Regions from separate parts of the Homo sapiens genome. Here region 1 is linked to region 2. The links are chromatin contacts, found by Hi-C or POLR2A ChIA-PET in ENCODE. All regions are on one chromosome and are shown on one strand. Each heading gives the region's core, a stretch centred on a gene start or an enhancer-like site at or near the end of the contact. The rest is flanking DNA. Distances are from core to core; before and after follow the strand shown. Region 1 overlaps SUPT3H (SPT3 homolog, SAGA and STAGA complex component). Region 2 has its middle 9.1 kb from the start of RUNX2-AS1.

The links. A loop is a pair of places that touch in the nucleus more often than their neighbours do. ChIA-PET counts read pairs that join two places held with the same protein, here RNA polymerase II (POLR2A). Pooled maps may share reads with other maps.
Region 1: a map of naive thymus-derived CD4-positive, alpha-beta T cell shows a loop between it and region 2 (3-fold over the local background). The contact joins two enhancer-like sites. A Hi-C loop is called at or near these places in 1 of 168 maps with a recorded cell type or tissue (naive thymus-derived CD4-positive, alpha-beta T cell) and 3 of 50 pooled maps. POLR2A ChIA-PET finds 5 or more read pairs at or near these places in 2 of 52 experiments (both activated T-cell).

The regions. Positions count from the first base shown.
Region 1 is chr6:44,972,972-44,978,478 of GRCh38, forward strand. The region is part of intron 6 of SUPT3H (SPT3 homolog, SAGA and STAGA complex component); the gene reads right to left. Among named protein-coding and RNA genes, the nearest start is that of MIR586, 220 kb to the right of the region's middle. RefSeq lists a silencer at 1-48. Within about 2 kb of position 4,165, at least 3 of the 41 ENCODE cell types and tissues checked have a DNase peak (open chromatin) inside an H3K27ac peak, as active enhancers do.
Region 2 is chr6:45,583,326-45,588,425 of GRCh38, forward strand. No RefSeq gene overlaps it. Among named protein-coding and RNA genes, the nearest start is that of RUNX2-AS1, 9.1 kb to the left of the region's middle. Within about 2 kb of position 2,951, at least 4 of the 41 ENCODE cell types and tissues checked have a DNase peak (open chromatin) inside an H3K27ac peak, as active enhancers do.

The sequences.
Region 1 (5,507 bases), core at 2,915-5,414, 610 kb before region 2:
AGACATTTTCCCCTGTTTTGGCAATTAACATTTTGCTCCTCATTATTTATGCAAATTTCTGCAGCAGGCTTGAGTTTCTTCTCAGAAAATAGGTTTATCTTTTCTATCATATCACGAGGCTGCAAATTTTCCAAAGTTTTATGCTCTGGTTCCCTTTTAAACATAAGTTCCAATTCCAAAGTGTCTCTGTAAATACATAAAACTGAATACTTTTTACAGCACCCAAGGAACCTCTTGAATGACTTGTTGCTTAAAAATTTCTTCTGCTATATACCCTAAATCATCTCTCCCCAGTTCAAAGTTCCACAGACCTCTAGGGCAGGGAAAAAATGCTGCCAGTCTCTTTGCTAAAACACAGCAAGAGTCACCATTATTTTAGTTCCCAACAACTTCCTCATCTCCATCTGGGACCACCTTAGCCTGGACTTCATTGTTTACATTACTGTCAGCATTTTGGTCAAAGCCATTCAACAAGTCTGTAGGAATTTCCAAACTTTCCTACATCTTCATGTCTCCTGAGCCCTCCAAGTCTCTAGGAAGTTTCAGACTTTCCCATATTTTCCTGTCTTCTTCTGAGGCCTCCAAACTGTTCCGACCTTGGCCTGTTACCAACTTCCAAAGTCACTTCCACATTTTCAGGTATTTTTACAGCAGCACACCACTACCTGGTACCAATTTCCTATATTAATCTGTTTTCACACTGCTAATAAAGACATACCAGAGATTGGGTAATTTATAAAGGAAAATGGTTTAATTGACTCACAGTTCTGCAGGGCTGGGGAGGTCTCAGGAAACTTACAATCATGGCAGAAGGGGAAGCAAATACATCCTTCTTCACATGGTGGCAGCAAAGAGGAGAAGCCCCTTATAAAACCATCAGATCTCCTGAGAACTCACTTACTACCATGAAAACAGCATGGAGGTAACAGCCCCCATAATTCAATTACCTTCCACCAGGTCCCTCCCACGACACGTGAGGATTATGGGAACTACAATTCCAGATGAGATTTGGGTGGGGACACAGCCAAACTGTATCAATTGCTATAACAGACTCCTAATGAGTCTTCCTGCTATGGCTCACATATATTAGGTAACTTGTCCAAGGTTGCTAAGCAATGTGTGCTGCAATCTGAAATGAGATCTGTCTTACTCTAAAGTTTATGCTCTTTTTACTACAAAAGGGGTTTGGCTACGTGTGTATATGCTGGGTGGGGTAGGTGTATGTGAACATTTGAAAATATGTATTTGTGTATATATATATTCATATATACATGTTTGTATATATAAATATATATATGTCTGTATAACTATATACACACATATATGTATAATGTGTGTGTATAAATTGTGTGTGTTTGTGTTTGTGTAATTTAAGAGATACCTTATGGAACCCTCATAAATGAAGGTGCTGAAACCAGAGATGCTTTGATAGAGGTGAGGGAAGAAGACTCACAGTCCTCCAATATTCTTTCTCCTCTGCAAAGTACTTCTCAATGAAATACCAAAAACTGCAAAACACAACTTGAAAACTACTGTACTATACACATTGCCGTCCCTTCAAGGAGTAAGCATTGTGCTTCTGGTTTCAAAACAGAGGCCATTTCACAGGAAGATCATGGTACCAAAGGAAAAAGTAATCCCCACACACCGGACAAAGTGACCTTTTAAAAATGCAAATCATGCTGTGTCATTTCTATCAAAACCCTCCTTGGTCCTGACATCATGGTCTGTTGCAAAAATGACAGGCTATCTATAAAGCACTTAGGAAAAACTGCTCCTAAAACAGACTAGAACAAATGTTGCTATATTTAACTTCCCTGAGTCAATACAATAAGACCTCTCTTCACCTCTGATAAAAATTCTATACCCTATGTGAAAGCTACCCTACTGCTGCCAGAAATGTTAATGAGTAGCAGAGATAACTGGCTCAATGATGTATTAAGATGACCAGTTTATTGGGAGGCCGAGGCAGGTGGATCACCTGAGGTCAGGAGTTCGAGACCAGCCTGACCAATATGGTAAGACCCCGTCTCTACTAAAAATACAAAAATTAGCTGGGCATGGTGGTGGGTGCCTGTAATCCTAGCTAGTCGGGAGGTTGAGGCAGGGGAATCACTTGAACCCAGGAGGCGGAGGGTGCAGTGAGCAGAGATCGGGCCACTGCACTCCAGCCTGGGTGACACAGCAAGACTCCATCTCAAACAAACAAACAAACAAACAAAAAAGACGACCAGTTTATAGCTTTTACTATCTGTAATTTATCTTCTTAGTTTCACTCTCCCAGTTTATAAATATTTTAAAAGTTGACTCTTTATATAGAAAACCATAAGTATTCTAACTAACGAACTAAGTTGGGCCTAAATGCCCATCAACCAACAACTGAATAAAGAAAATGTGGTATATATATACCATGGAATACTACTCAGCCATAAAAAGGAATGAAATAATGGCATCTGCAGCAAGCTGGATGGAGTTGGAGATCATTATTCTAAGTGAATTATCTCAGGAATGAAAAACTAATTATCTTATGTTCTCACTTATAAGTAAGAACTAAGCTATGAAGATGCAAAGGCATAAGAATGATATAAGGAACTTTGGAGACTTGGTGGGAAGGGTGGGAGGGGGTGAGGGATAAAAGACTACACTTGGGTACAGTGTACACTGCTCGGGTTACAGTGCACCAAAATCTTAGAAATCACCACTAAAGAACTTATACACGTAACCAAAAACCACCTGTTCCTCAAACACTATTGGGAAAAAAATTGAAATGTCAATATACTTGGAAAGAGTCCTATTAATAATATAAACATCAAATTACTTCTGATTTTTGATAAGCAGAGTAAGTAAAATGATGAGCTCATTATTAAAAAAAAGAAAATATGAAAAAAGCAAACTCATGCTGAGTATGTCATGCTCCAGTAAGGAAACAATGCCACCAGTGTGGGAAAAATTCTCGAGGAAAAATAGGCTTTTATAACTGGATAGCATTTGAGTTAAGATTAGAAACAAAACAAACAAAATTAAATTATTTATTCCTCTAAATGGAACGTTCTTAATCATCTTAATGCTAAAGTTTCCTTTCTTGTAATTGGCTGAGTTGTTTTCACGAATCAGAAATGAGCAAGTCCATCAATAGAAATCTGTCACAGAGACTGATCTAAGCTAGAAGCATGAGTTAACATAAAACAAAAGGAAGAAAATTTTTTTCCTGAGAATGCCAAGATTTAGTCACTAAGAAAAGGAGAAAATGATAGTCTTTACCAAGTATGACTATCACGAAGATACAAGAATAATCATAACAATCAAAAATGCTTTGCTTCAGATGTAGTAAACGTAAATTCCTAAATACTTAAGAAAAAGCAGAAATGTCTACACATTTGGAAAATTAATGTCTTTTTTTTTTTTCTTGAGACAGAGTCTCACTCTGTTGCCCAGGCTGGAGTGCAGTGGCGCAATCTTGGCTCACTGCAATCTCTGCCTCCAGGGCTCGAGAGATTCTCCTGCCTCAGCGTCCCGAATAGCTGGGAATACAGGTGACCACAACCATGCCTGGCTAATTTTTTGTATTTTTAGTAGAGACGGGGTTTCACCATGTTGGCTAGGCTGGTTTCAAACTCCTGACCTCAAGTGATCTGCCCGCTTCAGCCTCCCAAAGTGCTAGGATTACAGGCATGAGGCACTGCGCCCGGCCATATTTTGAATTCTTATCTGAAAAGTCTACTTACCTAAACTAAAAATATTTTTTAAAAACAGAAATAATCTTTAAAATAATTGTGGGTGTGAAAATCTTTGAATTATAAAGTCTTGCAGGGACTTTTCTCTTGAAGAAGGCTTGGCTATACTTAGATTCAGTATAGGTATTTCAAGTAGCCTGAACACAATGGCTGTCCCTTGAGCTTCTAAGAATGCAGAAGAGCAAAATCCTCTGCAATCATAAGTGCAAAACCTGTAATTATGGTTATTTAACAAAATGGTTTCTGTTAAGATATTTGATGATGAAATTTCCACTCTCTTAGATGTCAGTGCCCACATTTTATTCAGGCTTTACTCATGAGTAAATGTATTATAACTGTTATTTGATTAAATGTCAGTGGCCACCAGGCCTAGTTCATAAGCAAGAAGCTTAAAGAAGGCAAGCCACAGAGGGTGTGGAATGATTACAAAGAAAGATGATGAAAGGAGAATTGTTTTTGCAACTTGGTGATGTGAGGCAGTGTTTCACCTTAAATAAAGTAACCACAAAAGCTTTAAAGAAGCAAAGGACTATTTTGGCAGCAAGAGGAAGGGAAGATCAGTAAAATGGGTAAAGTCAAGTAAGGAAGAATCACAGCATAGAACAGCAGTATTTTAAAGTTTTATGTATACTGCCTTATTTACATGTTTATCCACTCAACAGCTGTGTCAGGGAGAAAGATAAGCTATTATTACATTTCCATTTATAGAAGAAACTGAAACTTACTGATTCTCTGGATTTTTTAAAAATACTTTTTAAAAAAAATTTTTGAACTAATTTTAGATTTGCAGAAAAACTTCAAAAATAGTACAGAGAGTTCCTGTATACTCTTCACCCCACCTTGCCACCCTACATGCATCTTATCTGATCTCACAAGCTAAACTGGGTCAGGTTTGTTTAGTACTTGGATGAGAGTTTTGTGGTTTTTCACCAAGGTAAAATATATTGCTAGAAAGAGTTTAAGATTCCTATTCCAAAATCAGTGCTCTTTCTACTATACTACTGACTTCTACACAAAACTCCTTATTCAGATATAAAATTTTCTATCTGATCAAGTAAAATTATGCAGTTCACTTGACATTACTACTACATGTTACAACTTTAGAGATGTATAAAATTTGCAATAATCTAAAAAATTCTACGTGAAATGCTCTGTAGTGGCCCTGATAAGAAACTGGTTTTGTTTTATAGAATTGAAACCCTCAGATTGCGCTACATGCAGTTTTCATAAGATCTAGAAATGTATTCTAAAATGAATACATTGCTTAATGAAATATAAGTGGACGAATGTCATGGAATTATCATAGTGCCTACTGAATATTCAGACTACATTTTCTGAGTCATTTTACTCGGTGGTAGTAGTAAATATTACATATTCCACTAACTTGATGTTATGCATGCTGCAAATCCTTTGATTCTGATTCTAGTCACTATGAAGGGAAGATTATTTCTAAAGTAAATTCCATAGGAATATTGCTATATTATATATTTTCATAAAGAAGATTCTGTCAATGACAGCTACCATTTCTTAAACACCCATGTGCTGAACTGAGCCAGGTATATTACATATGTTATCACAAATCCTTCCCAACACTTCTAAGATGCAGGTCCAGATAAAGGAATCTGAGACTCAGAAACATGTAGTAATTTGTCCAGGTTAGTAACATACCTTGGATAAAGAATGGAACTGTGATTTTAATATGTAGGTCTATATGACCCCAAAGCCCATGCTCTGGTCATAATACCATACAATCTAAAGAGAGTATCAGAAAAA
Region 2 (5,100 bases), core at 1,701-4,200:
TCCATGTAGACATTTAATAAATGATGATTGTTACTATTACTGCTGCCACTATTCTACTATCAATATTAGTACAACCTATTACTAACAACACAAAAGAGCCTGTTCTTCCATGGAGAATCAAATAACTATCCAATTAAAACAAAAATAGTTAATTTTTAAAATAGTTAAGATTTAAGCTTTCTAAACATATTTTTCATGTGTATTATGTTGGGGAGGGTCTTTTGTTTTTAAACACTACCCCTTGAGTAGTTAATAATAACAGACATGGGCCTGTACTCTGAGCTATATCTTTGATAGTGGTATGTGTGTGGGCTAGAAGTTGGGCTCCAGTCAATAACCAACACCAGAGTCCATAGTGGAAACACTTCCGTTCTGTGCAGCATGGGTGGGCAAGCTGAAAGAACACCACTTATTGGAAGAAAGGTGCTACACATATACAATGAGGTGTTATATTTATTATTATTTCTATTTTAAATTATCCATTGAAGAAAGAAGACATGGAGAGAATTTTTAGTGAGGTCCAGGGTCAAATTGGGTTCAGAAGCCCAAAGGGGAACATGGTAGTTTTCTGACTGGGATGCATGTGACCTTGGGCAGGTCAACTAACCTCTCCCAGCTTCATTCCCCTCATGGGTAAAGCAGAAGAGTGGGACTGTGTAGTTTTAGGGAACTTGTACATCTAAATTCTATGATTCTCATCTTTTATTCTCATCCATATCCCCTGGACTCCCTAGTTCACTGACTTCTAGGACCCATAATTATGACTATGTGAAAGAATACTCTTTAATCCAGCGATGCATTCCCAGAGTGACATGTGCTCTAATGTGAGAAACAGTAATGAGAGCTACAGTAGAAACAGAATCCTTCAGTGGCTTTGGCCTCCCCAACTTGATGAGATGCTCATTCATCTCGGGTGTGTGGTTGGAACATGAGTGGGTACAAAAAAGGTGCCAAAATTGCTGCCTGAGGAAGGAAGTAGTTGGAATTGATACCCTGTGAGTGGGGTTAGCTATGTGCAAAAGTAGACCACACCTAGAAACAGGGTATAGTTGTGTTTCTAAGAAGACTCAAGAAGCAACTTGATCCTGTCAGGGGACTGGGCCATATCCCTCAGCCTGGAGTGCAGGGGGTGAAATGTACAGCACTGGTACACGAAGGAGGAAATGGCTGAAGTGCAGTGGTCTCTTTGGAGTGGCTTGGAAGCAAAGGCATATTTCTGTTGATGGGACATATTAGGAAAGGACAGTGATGTTAGAGATAGTTAGAATGAGGCTCAAAGCATGGCTTTTGGAGCCTCTCATCTCTAACTGGAGGCCAAAAGCAGTGGCATGGGGGCTGTTCTGTCATTGTTTCCCAAACTTCAGTCATTTGGATGCCACAGTTAAGATGTTTGCTGTATCCACCTGCTCTATTATTTCTTTAACATTTGTATTGAAGTTGATTTGTTTTTATTGAAATGTTTATTTTAAAAGGAAGCTTTCTATCATTATCAGAAAAAAACCAGTATCACTTGCCATAATTAGAAGACAATCATCCTGTCTCCCCCCCGCACACCATGAAAATAAAGCAATGTCATGAAGTCCTAACGAGGTTATCTTACCTGTAGAAGGCTGTGGGCCTGAGGATTGCTCCTTTCCTGTTAAAGGGAAGATTAGAAAGTGTTGGACTCACCAGCACACCCAGACTTTCTTCTTGGAGTAGTAAGAAAGACTGACAGATCATAGTAATGGGTAAAATTTGTTGAGTCTCTTTTTACATATCCTCCCATTGACACCTCCAGATTTTATGAGACCAGTGATTCTATCATTTCCATTTGTTTTCTAGCTGAGGACATCAAGTCTGAGAGAATAAACCACTTGCTCAGAGCACCCAAGCTAGCTAGGGGTGTAGACAATGGGAAGCGAAGAAATTTGACTCCAGACCTGGAGTTCTTCAGCACAGGACTATATCTTCTCTTACGTGTCAGTCTGTGCTATTGAATGCTTTGACTTCATGGCCTCTGAGAGCATCTCAAGTGCCTCCTACAAGCATTTGCTGTATCAGGAGTTTCAGGAATCTTACCTGAAGGTGCTTAATAAGGATTGGTCTCTTCTCCTCCCCACAACCCTCCTGTTCATGGGACAGACCATCCTGAGCCTTGGTTCCAGTATTCAAGGATGCTGGAAGAGAGGTGGCCACTTCATCTCAAAACACTCGTCCTTGTCCTCTGACAATCCCAGAATTTCCAGGCAACCTTCCAATGGTGACCTGCTTTCCACAGTGGGCTTTCCAACTGGGGTGAGAATGAACCCATCAACTGATAGTAACGCTTGATTTTTGGTTCACAGATGTACCTTAGTGATGGGTACAGGGCCCTCTATCAATATTTACTGAATGAGTGAGTAAATGTTTGGCAGTTATATTTCTAAAACTAACAATGAGATTAATAATAAAATGGCTACTTTATGAAGCTCCCATGCTACACCTGACTTGGTCTTAAATGTCCCTCCTGTGTTATTTCCTCAAACAACCCTATGAAGTAGGTGCTGTTGTCCTCTTTTACAGATGAGGTTGGAAACTGAAGAGCTAAGTAACTGTTTGATCCAAAGCCTGTGGGTGCTCCCAACTCTTGCTTATGCTGCTCCCATCAGAATTGCCCACATGGCTCTGAGTTCTGATGGATTTGGTTAATGATGGTCAGGCCCTTTGAGCACCACCTCTGACTTTACTAACAAGCTGAGTCTCGTTTCCGTCGGCCCCAGTTTCTTCATCTACAAACAGAATATTACTGAAGAGAGCACATGAATGCACTTGGTACATGGCCAGCATTCAATAAAAGGCATTTCTTATTATGGGGAGGAAGCAAAGAGGAACCGCATGGGGAAAGAGAAGCCACTTCAGGAGGATAATGGAGATGGCAGCAACGTTCTTTCTGTTTTTTGGTAACTATGGTGAAGGTGTCAGACAAGGCCTCCAAATGCCAATTTCCCCCTTTCTCAGAAATGCCCCAGAGAGCAAACTCTCCCACCCCAAGTTCCCCCAGAATGAGTATTCAGCACCCTTAGTTGTTGGATACACATCCTCCTGGGCCATGTGGCCCCCCTGCTGCCCGTTGCAGAAACAGCCTGCTGCAGCTGTGGCATTGCAGGAAGTTAATCCCCTCACTCAGGGCGGAGACCAGAGATGGGTGGAACACCCGAGAAGCACAGGCAACGGTGGTGATAATGAAGAGCGTGTGCGAGGCTGGGGGGGCCACCAGGGAGGGGCGGGAGGGCCCCCTGGAGGGTGCAGGGAGGAAAGGGTGCTGAAGCCTCTAGTTAGCTGAGCTCAGCCCCTCCAGCCTGGACACTGGCAGGGTACAGTCCTTCCCAGGGCAGTGTCAGCAACTTGACCCTGGCACCCGAAGATCCCTTCCACCATGGAGTGTGAGGTCTGAATTTGAGAAAGACTCTGTTAATGTGATGTGGTCTCTTGTCTTTATCCATCCTCATTACCCCACACCCCCGCCCCTTTTCAATCACTGTATCAACCCTCAGTTGCCTGTTTACTTGGTTTTGTGGTTTTTCACTTAGATGTGGTTAGAGAAAGGTGGGGTCAGAGGACAGGTTCTCCACCCCGCTCCTTCACCCCCACCCAAGTGTTCTACTTGGTCTCAGAGAGCAGAACATGACACTCTTGGCACAGCAGATAGATAGGGAAATTCTGATTCAGTTTCTCTGGGGTGGGGTCCACGTGTAGGTATGTGCTCTAAGCTCCCAGGTGATCGAGAGCCACTGCTGTAGTTATTGAAGGTATTGGATGACTCACTGCATTTAGAAGGCAAGTCAGTGGGGAAAAAGTTGAACCCAGCTAGTAAGAGTTAGCATTTCTTATTCCTGCACAAACATTAGCTAAGGAGGATTTGACTACCTAGAGTCTTTTGACAAGGCTCTCAAAAACTTATTCCCAGCACTCCATGGATGTGGACAAAGAGTATATATTGTCCAGCTCATTTTATACCTGCAAAATGGCATAGTTAGTAAATCACTGGGGAGCTAAGAAGTTATGATAACAATGGAATGACTTAGCAGAGATGATGGTGGTGGTGATAAGAGGGACAAGCCAAGACCCGAAACCTTTGATGCTCAGATCATTCCACAGTTCTTCAGATGTTATTGAACCAATAGGTGTGCCCTAGAATAATGAATTCCATCCAATACCATCTGCCAGATCCTGGAGGCCATCTTAAACCTACCAGGATAGCTTGGAGGGCACAAATGCCACTTAAGGAGAGAGAGGACAGAGCCAGGGCTGCTTCCTGCCAATATATTTACAGGAGAGATTATGGGCTTAGAGCCTCAGTGAGACTCTGTAGAAAGATATGAGGAAGTTTAGGGATTTTTAAGGAAATGATAGCTTACTTCGTGGGCAGTGCCTGTGTGCTGGATAGTCAGTGGGGCAGTGGTGTGGTGTCAGGACATGCCAGGTGCACACGTAGCAGGCCTGCAGAAGTCTCAGTTATGAAAAGCGTGGAACACACCATCAGTGACAGATGGAGAGGCCCCCCACCCCCACTCTCACCCTGCCACACCCTACCCCAGCCTCTTAGACCACAGGTGCAGACCCAACTCCAGAGTTTGCAACACAGATCAGTAAGAGTCTCCTTCATTGTGTTATTTATATTTTCCCTTCCCCAGCAAGATTGCCTGGTTCAAGATTCGTTATCCACCAGCAGTTACCATTGAGAAATGATGATAGAACATGAAATACCACTCACAATGACAGCTAAACCCACAACATACCTGGGAATTGACCTCACAGAAGATCCCCCAAACGTTTTTGGGAAATTAACAAACAAACTATTTTAAAGTGTGTAAAAATGAAAGGATGATATTATAGCAGAATACCTTCAATGTAAAGTAAAACATGTATACTCCATTTTTAAAAATGATATAGACATATTCAAGGACTTACAGTAAGTAAGTGGATAACCCTGGGAAGAGGGAATAAACTAGGGGCTCATATACATAGACACATATATATTATCTGATAATACCTAAACACATTTCCTCAGCAAATAATAGTTGCTTTCTTGAATACTCAACCCAAACAGGCAAAATGTGTGTATCTTCCATGGTGCTT